Regions from separate parts of the Mus musculus genome. Here all the other regions are linked to region 1. Evidence: chromatin loops called from intact Hi-C (ENCODE). Cell type or tissue: left cerebral cortex. All regions are shown on one strand. Each heading gives the region's core, and the rest is flanking DNA. Links, peaks and the distances in the headings are about the cores only.

What was found. Hi-C counts contacts between places; a loop is a spot of excess contacts. Peaks named below come from ENCODE experiments on the same cell type or tissue, not always from the same donor. Only the 100,000 strongest peaks of a DNase experiment are listed, where the experiment ranks them.
Region 2: a loop joins it to region 1, with 10 times the contacts of the local background. A loop is called at or near these places in 22 of 42 quality-filtered maps.
Region 3: a loop joins it to region 1, with 3 times the contacts of the local background. A loop is called at or near these places in 4 of 42 quality-filtered maps.

Annotation. Positions count from the first base shown.
Region 1 is chr9:105,493,366-105,498,355 of GRCm38, forward strand. The region is part of intron 1 of Atp2c1 (ATPase, Ca++-sequestering); the gene reads right to left. It overlaps Gm40564 (a long non-coding RNA gene), which reads left to right and starts at 2,627. Exons shown (of 2, transcript XR_871130.1): 1 at 2,627-2,710; 2 at 3,279-3,833. In left cerebral cortex, for the core only: CTCF peaks have their summits at 1,310, 1,828 and 2,625 (motif pointing right); DNase peaks (open chromatin) are centred at 869, 1,809 and 2,612; H3K4me3 peaks cover 2,533 bases; H3K27ac peaks cover 1,975 bases.
Region 2 is chr9:105,615,450-105,620,439 of GRCm38, forward strand. No RefSeq gene overlaps it. Among named protein-coding and RNA genes, the nearest start is that of Pik3r4, 25 kb to the right of the region's middle. In left cerebral cortex, for the core only: a CTCF peak has its summit at 2,027 (motif pointing left); a DNase peak (open chromatin) is centred at 2,025.
Region 3 is chr9:106,110,364-106,115,353 of GRCm38, forward strand. No RefSeq gene overlaps it. Among named protein-coding and RNA genes, the nearest start is that of Col6a4, 16 kb to the left of the region's middle. In left cerebral cortex, for the core only: a CTCF peak has its summit at 2,620 (motif pointing left); a DNase peak (open chromatin) is centred at 2,616.

The DNA.
Region 1 (4,990 bases), core at 492-4,491:
CATCCACAAGAAACACCTATTTTAAAATTTAAAGTCCTACTTAGCCAATCAAGCTTCCATTCTCAACAGAGGAAAAAGCATGCAGCTTAACTGCAGCTCCTGTGTATGCGATAAAGATTTTAAAAGCAAACAGTTCAAGGGGGGGGGGAGGCAGGGGAGAAATGATTTGTCAAGTACCTTTTCTAGCATCTTGCAGTCCAGTCAAAAAAGGAGGGGGGGAAAAAAGAAAGAATATTACACATAAGCCAGAAGTCAGCATAAACAATAAACATGGTTAGTTCAAGAGGGAAGAAATATCATTTATTCAGTTATTCAATACTTTTTAAAATCCAAGTGCTATAAATGAGAAGCAGTATTTGAATGAGGCCAAAGTGGTCCAGTAACGTGACAGACAAATGCATCCAAACACAATGTGTAATGGGGACAAACAGGTTCCACTGTCAACCTCCCAAAGATGTTTTGAAATAGGGCGGGACTTTAAGACAGGAAACTCTCAGAAAATTTCATTAAACTCCAGTGTTAGGGTTTTTTGTTTTTGGCTTTTTTTGTGTTTTGTTTTTTTTTTTTCCTTAATCTGAGTTCAAAAATGCTTTTTGCCAAAGCTAGAATTTATTTTAAAAATCTTTTTAATTCCGTCACACACTCTAACAAAGCTTGCTATGCAAATATACAGAGATTCGACCCACTGCTTTCTCTTCCCCTTTCCACTTCACATCCACAGATTCCTTTCAAAGAGCTATAAGGATGTGCACAGATGCTATCTCAAATGAAAACTTCCGTTCCATTCCCTATGCTCAAGAAAATAACAATTTCCCAGGAAAGCAGACTCAAGCTGTCACCCGCAGAACCCGGCAATGCCCACATTACCAAAATAAAAGCTACATGCCCTTAGGGAACCAAATCCTCAGACATTTCACATGCAAAGGGCAGAAAAAAAAAACAATTACATAAAATGAGGAAAATAAAAAGGTGGGAAAAGACAGACAACTTAAAAAGCAAACCACACCCTCAACTCTTGTATTACAAACCCATCTGCCAGGGGCCTTTACCTTCATTTTCCATCGAAACTGCACTCTGGTTGATGGCTACAAAGTCTTTAGTGTCAGCCACGGCCACACTGGGAATAGAGAGGAGAGGAGGACAAGGAAGAGAAGACCCCGGAATCCCAGGCTGTCACCCCCGCTCCCGGCCACGCGTCCCACGGCTGCTCCCACCACCCCTAGCAGCAGCATCTGCAAGAGAAACCAGGAGAAGCGGAGCTGAGGAGAGGGGAGAGGAGCAGGGCGACCCTCGCCCAGCCGCCACCACCCTAGCCCACCCCCTGCGCCGCCCGCAGCGCCTGCGACACACACGCCAGCCGGGCGGCGCCCGAGAGGCGCCCTACGGGCAAGAGACGTTCCCCCCCTCCCTGGACGCCCCCTTCCCTCTGGACCTGGAAGTTTCTGGAAATAGGGGCAGGAGTAGACACCCGAGTCCTCCCCGACACCCCAGACGTCCTCCCCTTCCCTCCAGGCTGCGAGGACTCACTCGCGGGGCTGCGGGGGCGCCCCACGCGCCTCGGGCGACCCGGAGCTGCTGGCAGCACAGCGGCGCCACACGTCCCGAGGAGAAGGAGCAGGACGGCGGCAGGGAGGGGAGAGGAGGAGCGGCGAAGGGCCCGTCAAGCTCGGCCCGCCGGCTCCGCGCGTCTCCGCGCACGGCCGAGCAGCTCTGCTCCCGCCTCCGCCTCCTGCGCTCCGCTCCGCCCCTCCCCGCCGCCCGGCGCTCCCTGCACTGCCCAGCCCGCCGCCCACCGAGCTTTGTCGCTACCACTTCCGCCCGGAGAGGCGCGCGCGCAGGCGCACTCCAGCTCTCGGCGCGGGTGAGCGGAAGTGCAGTGAGGCCGAGCCTGCGAGCCCTAATGGACGTGGTCCTGGGGATGCAGAGGGTTTGTAGGAGAGCGCGCGGGGCCCACGGCTCCTCCAGGGCTCTCGGGATAGCGACTGCCCGCTTTCTACACACCCGGCGGCGCAAGGGGCGGAAGGACACCCATCCCCGTATCCAGCCACACATTCTGTCGAGGCGGCCGCGGGTACGAGGCAGAGACAGGCACAGCCATTGCCGGGTCACAGAGTCGCCTGGGCGCTCTCTGCACAGCTCTGGAAGTCTCTCCGGTCTCACGGCCGTCACAATCTCCCCGGACGACACAGAGAGAAGCTGATGTTCCTGTCAGCGGCCTCCCACGCGTCGTACCCTCACTTGTAAACACGAGCTCTGGCTGCTTCTCTGGTCTTGGGAGGACTGGTCATCATGGGACCAGTTTCCAAAATTCTTTCCTGCTCAGGGGTGTGCTCCGAAGCCCCATGTGTCATGAAAGGGCAAGGTTCAGAGTGACAGCTCGAGGAAGGAACCCTGACCTTTTTTCATTGCGTGAATGCAACCAGAATAGCTGGGATAGAATCTAGAAATCAAGTCGCCCTGCCATCGAAGCCGAAAAACCCATATTACCTTGGCCGCTGCTATCATTTTCCAAGTCAGCCTTTCACTTAGCACCTCACACAAACCCCTAGACTTCTAATGAATAGTTGCTACTCTTTAAAGCACAGGAAGCCATTGAACCACTCTCCCACCTATATCCACTAGAGGGCAGAACTACACCTATGGCCAGTTACGGAGCATCCTCTGAAGACCCCCTCCCTCCCCTTCTGCTCCAAAGAAAAAGCCTCTACAGGTATTTTTTCCTCCGTGACCAAATAACCGTAACAAAATTGCTCTTTTATATTGGGTCCTATAACATGCTTTCAAACACACGTTCTACATAATGGACCGAGTTGCCTGCCTTCCTGTGTTGGGTGCCTGTTAAGCTTGTTTAGGATCAAAATTTCTGGACAGCTTCTGGGTTGACATACACACGTCTTCTATTTTGAAAAATGAGCTTTTGCCAGGCATAGTAGTTCATGCCACTCATGGGAAACAGAAGCAGAGGATGGCCGCAATTTCCAGGCCAGGCTAGTGTAGAAATCTATAATTCATCTCCACTTTGGTATGTATAATGATGTTTTATATGCCCCGTGGCATAAGCTTGTGGCTTCTATAATAAAATTGCTGTCTCGTGCTCAGTTTTAAAATTAGTTTGTAGTAGTTATTACTTAACAGAATATTAATGTTACAACAAGCACAATTTAAAACACAAAGTTTACAAGGTAGATCACATTATATAAGCACTTAGAATTCATATGTAGACTTCTGGAAAACGTAATTTTATTGTTGTGCTGGGGTTTCTTTTATCACCTTAACAGGGCTAGTGTCATCTGGTAAAATGGAAGGCTCAACTGAGAAAATGTCTCCATCACATAGACCTACCTACAGTCAAGTCTGTGGAGAATTTTCTCAAGTGATTGATGCGGGAGTGCCGGGATCACTGTGGACAGGGCTATCCATGGACAGGTGGTCCTGGGTTAGGTAAGATGGCAAACTGAGGGACCCGTGAGAAGCAAGCCAGGAAGCAGTGCTCCTCCATGGGCTCCGCTTCAGTTTCTGCCTCCAGGTTCCCACTTTGGATTGCTTCAGCGATGGAAAGTATAAGCCTTTCCTTCCCTAGCTGCTTCTGATGTCTTGGGACAGCAAAAGAAAAGAAAACTAGGACATCTGTATTGTTAGTTATTGGACCAATTAGCTGAAACGATGCGCGTGTTGCTTAAGATGGTTTTTCTATTCTGTACCAGATCTGATCACGGCCCCACACTAGCCGAGATCAGCAACATTGACTTCTATTTCCTGTGATCAAAAGTTAGCATTTATTATGTATCTGCATATAATTTATATATTAAAGCTTTAATCAATACTGTTAAAGCCAGAGCAGCATGCTCTCCTCTTTTTCTGTGCATGCTGGATCCTTCTGTGAGGGGCTGTGTACCATTCCCACCTCGGTGTGTGACAGAGGGAGGGACTAAAATATAGTGAACTGTAAATGCAAAATGCACGAACATGCAGAAGGATTCCTTCTTTCCTCTTACACAGTAAAACTGTCGGAAGGGACAGAAAGGGCGCGTGAAGATAATAATAAAGCAGAAGCATTGCCGAGGTGGAACCCTTAATATGTGAAGAAACATTAAGACTAGCTACAGTGAGACTGGTGGCCATGAGAGACAATATAGCCAAGTGTCCTTGTGACCAACCCCGAAAGTTCCCCTTTAAAATAACCCTCCCCTAAAGTTTGGCTCTTATTCCTTTTGTGTTGAATATTTAACCTACAAAATTAAATGCATCTAGAGCAAAATGTGGTTTACAGGAGCTGAGAGTGTTTCTCAGTGGTGGGAATGGAATCCTTAGATGATTCAAACTTGAGCACCACTGAGAAAGTGGGGGTGAGGAGATGAGAAAAGAAGAGTGGTCACATGACTGAGAAGGTTCGAGGCTCCTTTTCCTGGGGGAAGCGTGGGGAAGCACGGTCATGATGCTCCAATGTTATTCATACTGTGCTTGGTTCTAAGAGGATATGAGCTACCCTGCTTTTATATTATAATAAAACTTGAACATTTAAAAGTATATGAAGATCAAATACTTGATATAAATTAGCCTTGTCCAACTATTTAAATACAGATGATAAAGGAGTGTGTATTTTAAAATAAAACTAGAAGAGCTACTTTTAAATCTTCCCCTAGTTACTGTCTTCTTTTAACCCTTTAGCATCATCTGAACTAAAGGATCAAAATTGTTAGGAAAAGTCAGCAAACAAAGATATATGCCCTGAAGTTCACCATCCCATATAGTTGGTTTAAAAGAAAAAAAAAACTGAGCACGTTTATGCATATGTATGTATGTTCGTGAGCGTGTGTGTGTGTGTGTATGTGTGTGTGTGTAAGCATAGAAGACAGCCTTGAGTACATCTTTAGAATACCCTTCATCTCCTTTGAGCCAGGTCTATAATTGGCCTGGGGCACACAGATAGTCTAGATTGACTGGGCAGCAAGCCCTAGGGATCCTCCCATCTCTGCCTCCCCAGAGATGG
Region 2 (4,990 bases), core at 312-4,311, 120 kb after region 1:
AGATATTCTTAGCCAACAAAAATGAGTATTGGATGGGCACAGAGTTCTTGTGCCAGTCATGTTTCAGGGCCACCTATTAGCATTTGGATAAGACTGAGGTTACACTGGGCAGAGAGGAGCCAGGTGCTACACCCTAGACTCTGAAGGACTTGTGTTCTGGTCCTAGTGCAGTCAATCAAAGAATACTTGGATAAGGGCATTGCAATGCTAGGACTAGAGGTGTGTTGAGATGGTCATCTGTAGCCTGTAGTTCTCAAGCATGAGTTGACAGAGTCACCTAGGGGGCTTTTAAAACAGCAGCATCAGAACCTTCTAGAACTTGAATTGTCAACAAGAAGCTAGCCTTTCTCTGACTATCAACTAGGTTTAAAACTTCAGATAAGCAAATTGAGGCTACGTTATCCTGTAGCTGACGTTATCCGGTAACTGATGTCTTCTTTCTTATGGAGGTCCTGGGTTTTTGGAGTACATTGGCGATGGAAGTTTGCTTTGGGGTCTTCCAGAGCACACACACTTCTCAGCTTCCTGGTCTGACTATATTGTCTAGTGGTCATGATAAGTCTCATGATGCAAGACCATATCATAGATGGGCCCATGCCACCTCTAGTTTCATAAGAACATATTGCAATTTGTTCCCTAACCAGTTCTATTACTTGGCCAGGCAGGATCAACTAAGCAGGCAAGGTTGTTTGTTTTCAAAGGGGAATTCTCCAAGGTGGAGGATATAATGGTAGCATTGGAGGTGGTGATGGTGACCATCTCAGAGATGTTGGAGATAAACACGATGCAGGAATAGCATCTATAATCTCGGAGAGTACCTGAGGTAGCAGGGAATGCCTGGGGCTGGTTTGCCATTGATCTTCCTGGCCTGACAGGTGCATGAGTCAGCTACTTTCAAAAGGCTAAGAACAGAGTGAACATATATAAATCAAGGTTTTATAAATTAAATATTTCCATTTAACTCACACTATAATTTCAGAGGCATTAAATCTTTATTCAGATGACCTTTCACTGTCAGAGATGGACTATTTCAGCCTTAAGTTAGCACTGCCTACTGCGTCTGGAACACACAGTTATTTTGTAAAAGGGCTCCTAAGGATTACTGGAATTTATACTTAAGTAATCATTTCATAAAAAGCAATTTCTGTGCCTGAAAATGCATTCAGTATTCCTATGTTTCATCAGATGACATTTTTTCATTGAACATTCCAGGAGAAATATGCTAGACCATCCTCAGACCACAAAGTTTAAGAGGGGGAAACATTTAAAGGCATTAAGAGACAAGTTATCTCTATGTTCCATTTTTTCCTTTGGTACGTCAGCAGATCATTCCGTTAGGAAATGAAAATAAATGATAAAAATATGATAATGATGTTCTAGACATTAAAATGGCTAAAACACCATTTACTTCCTACAAGGAAAAAAATTCTCTCTGGAGCTTAAAGTTCTTAGGGAAAATGGGCTCATAAAGACATAAATCATCATAAATTCTAATGTAAATTCAATAAGATAAATTGACACAATAAACCTGTATACAACTGAGCCCCAAAACTAACATTATTTTATTTTCTGTGTTCTTTGGGTGAGACAAGGTCTCATGTAGTCCAGGCTGGCCCTAACCTTAGAATGTAGTCATGGATGAATAAAGGATAGAGCCTGAAGTCGAGGATGGCTTGAACCATTCATTCAGCTGCTCCCTGCTCCCTGGGTAGTGATGGGATTACAGTCATTTGCACCTCACATAGTGTATAAAACACTCTACAAACTGAGCTAGTCCCCCAAGCTATCCTCTGCCTTTTTTAGTAATTGTTGTCATTAACATCATCTTTTTTTGTTGTTATTGAATAACAGTATATGCCTAATGCTTTCTTGTACCCACAGTCTCATGTGGTCTCCTTGTTTCTATTTTAGAAAACAAGATACTAAGGTCCAAGAGGTTTTGAGCAGTTCATCCAAGAATGAGTCCTAGCTCTAAGACCCAGACTCTGGAATCCTGTCCCTAGCAGCTCAGATCCTCCCACTGGGATGCCCTGCCCCCTAGTGGATTTCTGCTCATTTTGCCCATTCCCATCACCCAGGAAGAAAAGTCATTCTCTTTCCTTTCCTTTCCTTTCCTTTCCTTTCCTTTCCTTTCCTTTCCTTTCCTTTCCTTTCCTTTCCTTTCCTTTCCTTTCCTTTCCTCTCCTCTCCTCTCCTCTCCTCTCCTCTCCTCTCCTCTCCTCTCCTCTCCTCTCCTCTCCTCTCCTCTCCTCTCCTCTCCTCTCCTCTCCTCTCCTCTCCTCTCCTCTCCTCTCCTCTCCTCTCCTTTTCTTTTCTTCTCTCTTCTTTCTTTCTTTCTTTCTTTTTTAATTACACATTATTTGTTGTGACTGTTTAATCTTAAACATTTAAAAACATGAAAGTGTTTTCTGTCACATCTCCTCCAGTATTGAAAGATATGATTATTTCTAAGAGGACAACTGGAAAGCTCTAAGGAGGTTCTGAACACATTCCAAGAACATACCCCTGACGTTGAATTCAACATGGCTTCTCTGTTCTCTGCAGCTAATTGTGTGTTCCCAACATCTCTCCCCAGATCGCATATATAGGCTTGAGACACGTCAGATCGAGTTAGAATGGCACTGAGATTCTTCGAGTACTCTCCTGGGCTCCCTAAAGAGACTGGCAATATATTTAAGGCAAGAAAGATATTCAAAGAGATCTGAATTTGTTTTTCTCTGAGCTTACCTGAATTCCTCTGCCTTAAGTACTTTTCTAATGAATCTCTCTCACTTTGGTACTGTTAAAAACCATCACAGTATTAAAATGCATAATTGAATGGCCTTGGTTTAATTAGGAAGGACTTGGGTTAATATTAGATTAGACTGCAGAAAGCAACATGGATAGATTTTTAAAAGTGAATTAGGCTGTTATTTAAGCCACTGTTCATCACAATCAGAAGGAGAAGGAAAGGGAGGAGGGGGAGAAAAAGAAGGGGAAGGAGGAGGAAGAGGAGGAAGAACAAGGAGAAGAAGAGGAGGAAGAAAAGGAGAAGAGGAGGTGGAAGAGGAGGAGGAGAAGAAAAGAAGGAGAAGGATACAGAGAAGGAGAAGAAAAAAAAGAAGCAGCCACCATCCTGGGTGTAATAGCATCAGAACGAGGGCTGACTGGTGAGTTATAATGCTCTATGTCCAGCCAGTAGGCCATGCTGTGGAGGGCTAGGGAAACCTTGGGGCTTCATCTTTATTAGAGAGCTAGTTTTTAAAAACTTGGTATCTTTCTATTTGCGAGAAACAACCACTGTGATAAAAAGATAACCAACAAAGACAGGGTTGTGTACAATCTTCCATAAATGGCAGAGTTGTACAAGGCTTCCTAAGAACATGGCATCTCTTCCTGACCTACCTTAAGACTGTTTACTTCCACCGGGCTTGGATCTCAGGATATGGAAGAAAATAGTCAAACCCAACAAAAAAAGCAATTTTTAAGACAAACACTCTTCTAAGCATCACGTGAACACATGACACTGAGCGTGGAACAATGATGTGACAAAAATGCCTTCTTGGTGGAAAAATATGCTGGGTGTACACCATGGGCTGCACAGAAGGTCACAGATCACAGAAGGCTGTCATGGTGTCTGTCCTGCACATTACAGATGGCATCAGCTAGTGAGCTTCACTAATCATATTCCATATAGTATGTAAATAACGACTATCAAATTAGGTATTTCAGTTGGAAGTCTTCCAATGTGTTTGTGATGCATGTGTGTGTGTGTGTGTGTGTGTGAAAACACTTGGGTGAAATCATGTATACATATATATTTTTTAACCTTAAGTCCTGATATTTATTGGAATTAGTCCACAATATTGATGTCACTCTACCTGTCCCCACTGCACACAAGCTTCCTGTGAGGATAGAGAACCCCAAGCCTCCTGAGCTATGTTAAAAACAAAACAAAATTATCAAGACCCAGTACCCTACCCCATAAGTCCCATCCTTCTCCGCCACACCACCGTCTTTATCACTCGCTCACACAAACACCGCGCTATTGATTTATGATGTGGCGAGCACTGTCAAACTGAATCAATTAACATTTCCCGGCCATTTTCATTCCCACCAGCAGACCACTCTCAGCTGCTAGAGACACATGAACTAAAGGCCATGGGTTTAGTTCTATTTTTCAAGCCACATGGGTACAACCACCTGCTACAAACAAGAGAACTGTAAAGGTCAGACTGTAATCTAAAAGCCATCGCCAGTATAACTGCAAACTCTGCACAATGATGTCCCCTGGAATTAAATGACTTTAAGTTCTAGAACAAGATGAATGAGTTAACTTTTATTTATTTTTTTTAACAGTAATGTATCTGCTAAGGAAGATCTGTGGGTGCAAACCACAGGAATCCAGCTAACATTGTAGAGATCAGGACTTGGCTGTTCAAAGCTTTGTCTGCTTTAAGACCAGCATTACCTTGTGCTCAGGACTTCCGAGTCCCTCGCGTTGTAGCTCTGGGCTTTGCACTCTATTCAAGACTGGCAAGAGAGGAGCCCTTTCTCGGTCTCTGCTACCCTCTTAACTCCCCTCCACATGCCCTGAATAAACTCTATTCTATACAACACATACAGGCCTTAAAAACAGTACAGAAGAATAAATATTCAGTTGTTCTTCTACTAAATGAAGGACTGAGGCTACTCAAGGATCTTCTACAACATGGCATAGTATTTACATAGAACCACAAACAACAGGAAGACCTGAGTTTGATCCACAGCACCTGAGTGAAAAGCCAGCCGCTGCTATACATATCTGTAACCTCAGGTACTGGCTAGGGTTGACAGTAAGGGCAATGGGCTGCTGACCAGCCAGCCTGGATGAAGCAAAAGGTGAGCTCCAGGTTCAGTGAGAGATGGACAGTGATACCGGAAGATGCTCGGTGTTGTCCTTCAGCTTCTGCGTGTGTGTGAGCGCTGCTGTGCACCTGTGCATGCAAACCACTAATGAAACAGTCACCAG
Region 3 (4,990 bases), core at 312-4,311, 620 kb after region 1:
AGAGGCCATGACACCAGGTTGAAAAGGGAGACAGAAGTATCCTGAGCATACATCCTGAGAGTAGACACAGTCCACAGGCCATGTGCCCAGGGATGGGGGATCTGGAGGTTAGGTCTTTGCAACACAGTGCAGCCTGAGAAGCACTTTTCCAGTTTGCAAGGATATGGGGAGAGAAGCAACTCTGGGTGTGGCCCCTATTATGGAACCAGGCAGCTACAGCCCACGTGGGAACAACCTGAGCCCAGGACTCATTCCTTCCTCCAATTTAGCCAGTGGAGATGAGAAGAAAGTTCCAGTCATTGCCTACAGTTAAATTCCCTACAAGCCAAATGGAGGGAATCTTAGAAGAAACCATAACAGAGAGAAAAAAAGTACAGAAAGCTTATTGAGATCAGGAACTCTTCCTGCTTTAGGCTCTGTGATCCTGGGCCAACTGGTCTACCTGTTCCTTTCCCCCCTCCCCCATCTGTTCAGTGAAAGTAACAGTTCTAATCAATAGCATAAATTCACCATGACCTTGGAGTGAGTTAACACAGATAAGGCTTGGGAATAGAACCATTTAACTCCATTATCTTGACTGGCTTACCATTCATTGTCTCAGACCTAAAACCACTCAGCATACAACTTAACATCCTTTGGTTTACAAAAGATAAAACTTCTTAGCATCATAAGTAAATTGGTATCCATGCTACCCTATTGGTTCTGGGGGACTACTGGAGGTACAGATTTCTCTTCTGTTTTGTCTTCTGTGTTTTTGTTTGCGTGCTTGCTTTTTAAGTTTTATTTTTATGGAGCTAAGAGAGCACTAACTGCTCTTCAAGAGGACCTGGGCTCAGTTCCCAGCACCCACAAGGTAGCTCACAACCACCTATAACTTCAGTCCCAGGGTGTCTGATGCCCTCTTCTGGGCTTTGCAAGCACCAGCCATATACACATACATGCACATACATACATGCAGGCAAGCACTTACACAAGTAGGTTTTAAATAAATAAATCTGTTTTTAAAAGCCAAATTGAAATTTACTTTCATTATTTTTTAATTATCTGTCAGAGTGTGTGCATATGAGCGCAAATCCCTTGAAGGCCAGAGCATGGGATCCCCTGGAGCCAGAGTACACATGGTTATGAGCTGGCCGAGGTGGGTGCTGGCCACAGAAACTCCATCTTTGGCCAGCCCCTGAACTATATTTTTAACTTTGTTCTTTAGCAAGAAGTTGAGTCCCTAACATCTACTTGTCTACATTCAGCCATCTTAATGACCAGCTTACTTAACAAATGTTCTGTGCAGTTGACTCTCTCTTAACCTCCTACATTGCACAGAACACTATTCCATAGACAAATAGGGTTGTGAATGTCTATAATCTCAGCACTCAAGAGTCAGAAGCAAGAAGATCATGAGTTCAATTCGGGTGTGGTGGCACACGCTTTTAATCTCAGCACTCGGGAGGCAGAGGCAGGTGGATTTCTGAGTTCAAGGCGAGCCTGGTCTACAAAGTGAGTTCCAGGACAGCCAGGGCTATACAGAGAAACCCTGTCTCAAGAAGAAGAAGAAGAAGGAAGAAGAAGAAGAAGAAGGAAGAAGAAGAAGAAGAAGAAGGAAGAAGAAGAGGAAGAAGAAGAGGAAGAAGAAGAGGAAGAAGAAGAGGAAGAAGAAGAGGAAGAAGAAGAGGAAGAAGAAGAGGAAGAAGAAGAGGAAGAAGAAGAGGACGAAGAAGAGGAAGAAGAAGAGGAAGAAGAAGAGGAAGAAGAAGAGGAAGAAGAAGAGGAAGAAGAAGAGGAAGAAGAAGAGGAAGAAGAAGAGGAAGAAGAAGAGGAAGAAGGAAGAAGAAGAGGAAGAAGAAGAGGAAGAAGAGGAAGAAGAAGAGGAAGAAGAAGAGGAAGAAGAAGAAGAAGAAGAAGAAGAAGAAGAAGAAGAAGAAGAAGAAGAAGAAGAAGAAGAAGAGGAAGAAGAGGAAGAAGAAGAGGAAGAAGAAGAGGAAGAAGAAGAAGAAGAAGAAGAAGAAGAAGAAGAAGAAGAAGAAGAAGAAGAAGAAGAAGAAGAAGAAGATGATAATGAGTTCAAAGCCACATGGGGATACATGGCAAGTTTCAGGACAGCCTGTACTATGTGAAGCCTGTCTCCAAAAAAAAAACAAAAAAAAACAAAACCTTACACTCCAGGATATTAATAAAACGTTAAAATTCAGGTAACCCTGCCAGTCAAAACTAATCATAAGATCCTTTCAAAAGGAAGTCTTCCTTGCTCTTTAAAAGCTGTTTGCTTCTTCCTTTTACTGGTAGATGAGATGGTACTGACCAGATGAACAGGTCAGCTGGCCATTGGACTCAGCAGCTGCACTATCTCTATGATCTAACCAGCACAGGCCACTGGCAGAGTTTTCTAAGCAGGCCTTTTCAGAGTCCAAAAGATAAAGGCTAAATTTCGAGCAAATTCCAGCTTCTCGCCAGGGCTTCTGAGCACAAAAGATATCTGCCTCTCGGTAAAGCTCATTCAAAAGCTGGAATGGAAGAGCTAGCCTCCCCAGGAGCAAGAGGAAAGCTCTCTTTATCTGATTTGAGCTTGGACCTGAATTCAGACAGCTGGATGCAGTTGCAAGGATGTGGACACACTGCCATCTGCTGGCCACATTGTGCAGAGCAGAAGACGTGTCCTCCCGCAATAGCTATGTCTCCCCCAACATCCCCTTTCCTCCTTTTCCAAATTGGAAGAATACGGGTGTCTCACTTAGAGCAGAGCCTTATACGCAAGAAGCTGGGGATGGGTGTTCTATCTGGGAGATGATTCTGGGACTATGAGGAGGACAAGATGGGTTTCAGCTGCCATGCATTCCACCCCACAGTACAGCAAGCCCAGAGCAACAGACGGGATGCCTCAGAGAACGAACAGCAAGGAGAGGCTGAGACATGTATCTGTGCATCTTGCTCCCTCTGAAAGCCCAGGGGAAGTGGTGTTATGCACCAGTTATGTCTGCTTCTATTCTCTATGAGCTGCCTACAGCCCTGTCTGGTGCCAATTTTCCAGACTCCTTCCCATTTTACCGAAGTTTGGAATATGTGAGTGTGTCATCTACCAATCTTGCACCACCAGGCAGAAGGGGGACTAAGCTTTGACTTTCAGCTAGTCACCCAGTCTCTCTATGGTTCCCCAATTTTTAAATGAAATGGCCCTAGGACCTAACTCAGCACAGTGCACAAGGATTAACCAAGCATATGCTTTTAAAGTGTTTAAAAGTTCATCCTAGCTTGAAAAGCACTGCATAAACATCAGCATTCATTCAACAAATATTCCCTGAGCATCTACGTCCCAAGGATGCAACAACAATGAAATGTGCGCCCCACCCCCACCCCCATGCTCTCTGCCAGAGTCTCACTAGCCTACGTGACTCAGAGTCACCTGGAGAACTGTCAGGGGTGTTTGTTTCATCTTTGATTCTTGGTTTTAATCCAGAGCCTCACACGTGCTAGGCAGGTGTTCTATCACTGAGCCCTGTGACCTTCTTAGAGCACAGATGAGAGGGCCCCACTTCCAGGATCTCTGAGACCTTGGAGTCTGCACTGCCATCCTGGCTCCAGGTGCCACTAAGGCTGCTGGCCCAGGAGGTCACATTTTAGGAATCGTTAGCCAAACGGCACATGACAGCACAAGCCTGTAGTCTCATACTCCAGAGGCAGAGACAAAATTACCTAAGGTCAGGGCTAGCTTTGCCCATAAACTAGTAAGTTACAGGACAGCAAAGGTTACATAGTGCAGACCTGTGTCCAAAACCAACAACAAAACTATATGTATGCACAATGGAATATCTTCCAGCCTTAAAAGGGAGGACATTGAGGCCTGAGAGGTGGCTCAGCAGTTAGGAGCTTTTGCTAAAATTCCTTCCCTGAGAGAGACAAATGTCTACCCCTCCTCCTAAGGCCAAATCCCACCAAAGCTCACCCAGAAGTACCAATGACTTTATCAATCATACTTACATAGCGGAAGGTGTGGGATAATGGCCGTGCATGTGGATAACCTTAAAACGGCGCACCAGAAGGTCTGCATCCAGCAGGGATGCCAGTGTCCCCTCACTGTTCTCCACTCTAGCCCTTCCCCCAAGACCAAATGCAATTAAGGGGAAATTGCATACACCTGCGTGGGATATTCAGCTGAGGGTCCCTTGACTCTCCCAACAACCCCCTTCTAAGCGGGATGGTAAATAATCAACAGGTCCGGCTGTGACAATCGCAACAGGCCCAGCACAATTCCTGAAAATGATGACAGTTCAGATCAAAGGATAGTCCTGCCCAACCAGAGTGATTGCTGTTCTTGCAAAGGCCCCGGGTTCAACTCCCAGCACCTACTGAAGCCTCACAACCCTGGGTAACTACAGTTCCAGGAGACTCCTTATCTCTGCAGCTTCCACACATGTGGTACACATGTACACACTCAGTCACACACACTTGTGTGTGTTAAATAAATGAGTACATTTTACAAATTGTTTTTAAGAAGAAAACAGCTGGTAAGCTGACTTGGTTGGCAAAGGTGATTGCCACCAAGCCATGATGAGTTCAATCCGTAGGACTCAAGTTGTAAAAGTAGAACTCTTAAAATCTGTGGCCTGGGCTGGTGAGATGGCTCAGCAGGTAAGAGCACCGACTGCTCTTCCAAAGGTCCTGAGTTCAAATCCCAGCAACCACATGGTGGCTCACAACCACCCAGAACGAGATCTGATGCTCTTTTCTGGAGTGTCTGAAGACAGCTACAGCATACTTACATATAATAAATAATTTTTTTTAAATCTGTGCCCTGAGCTCCTCACCATACACACACACAGACACACACACATGTGCGCGTGCATAAGTAGATGTTAAGATTTTTACAGGAGGAGGTGAGAGTGAAGTGAGAAGAGAGGGGAGGAGGAGAGAGGAGGAGGAGGGAGAGTCATGGAGCAGGAGAGGAGGGGAAAAGAGAAGGAAGGGGAGTGAGCAGAAGGGGGCAGGAAGAAGGAGCAGA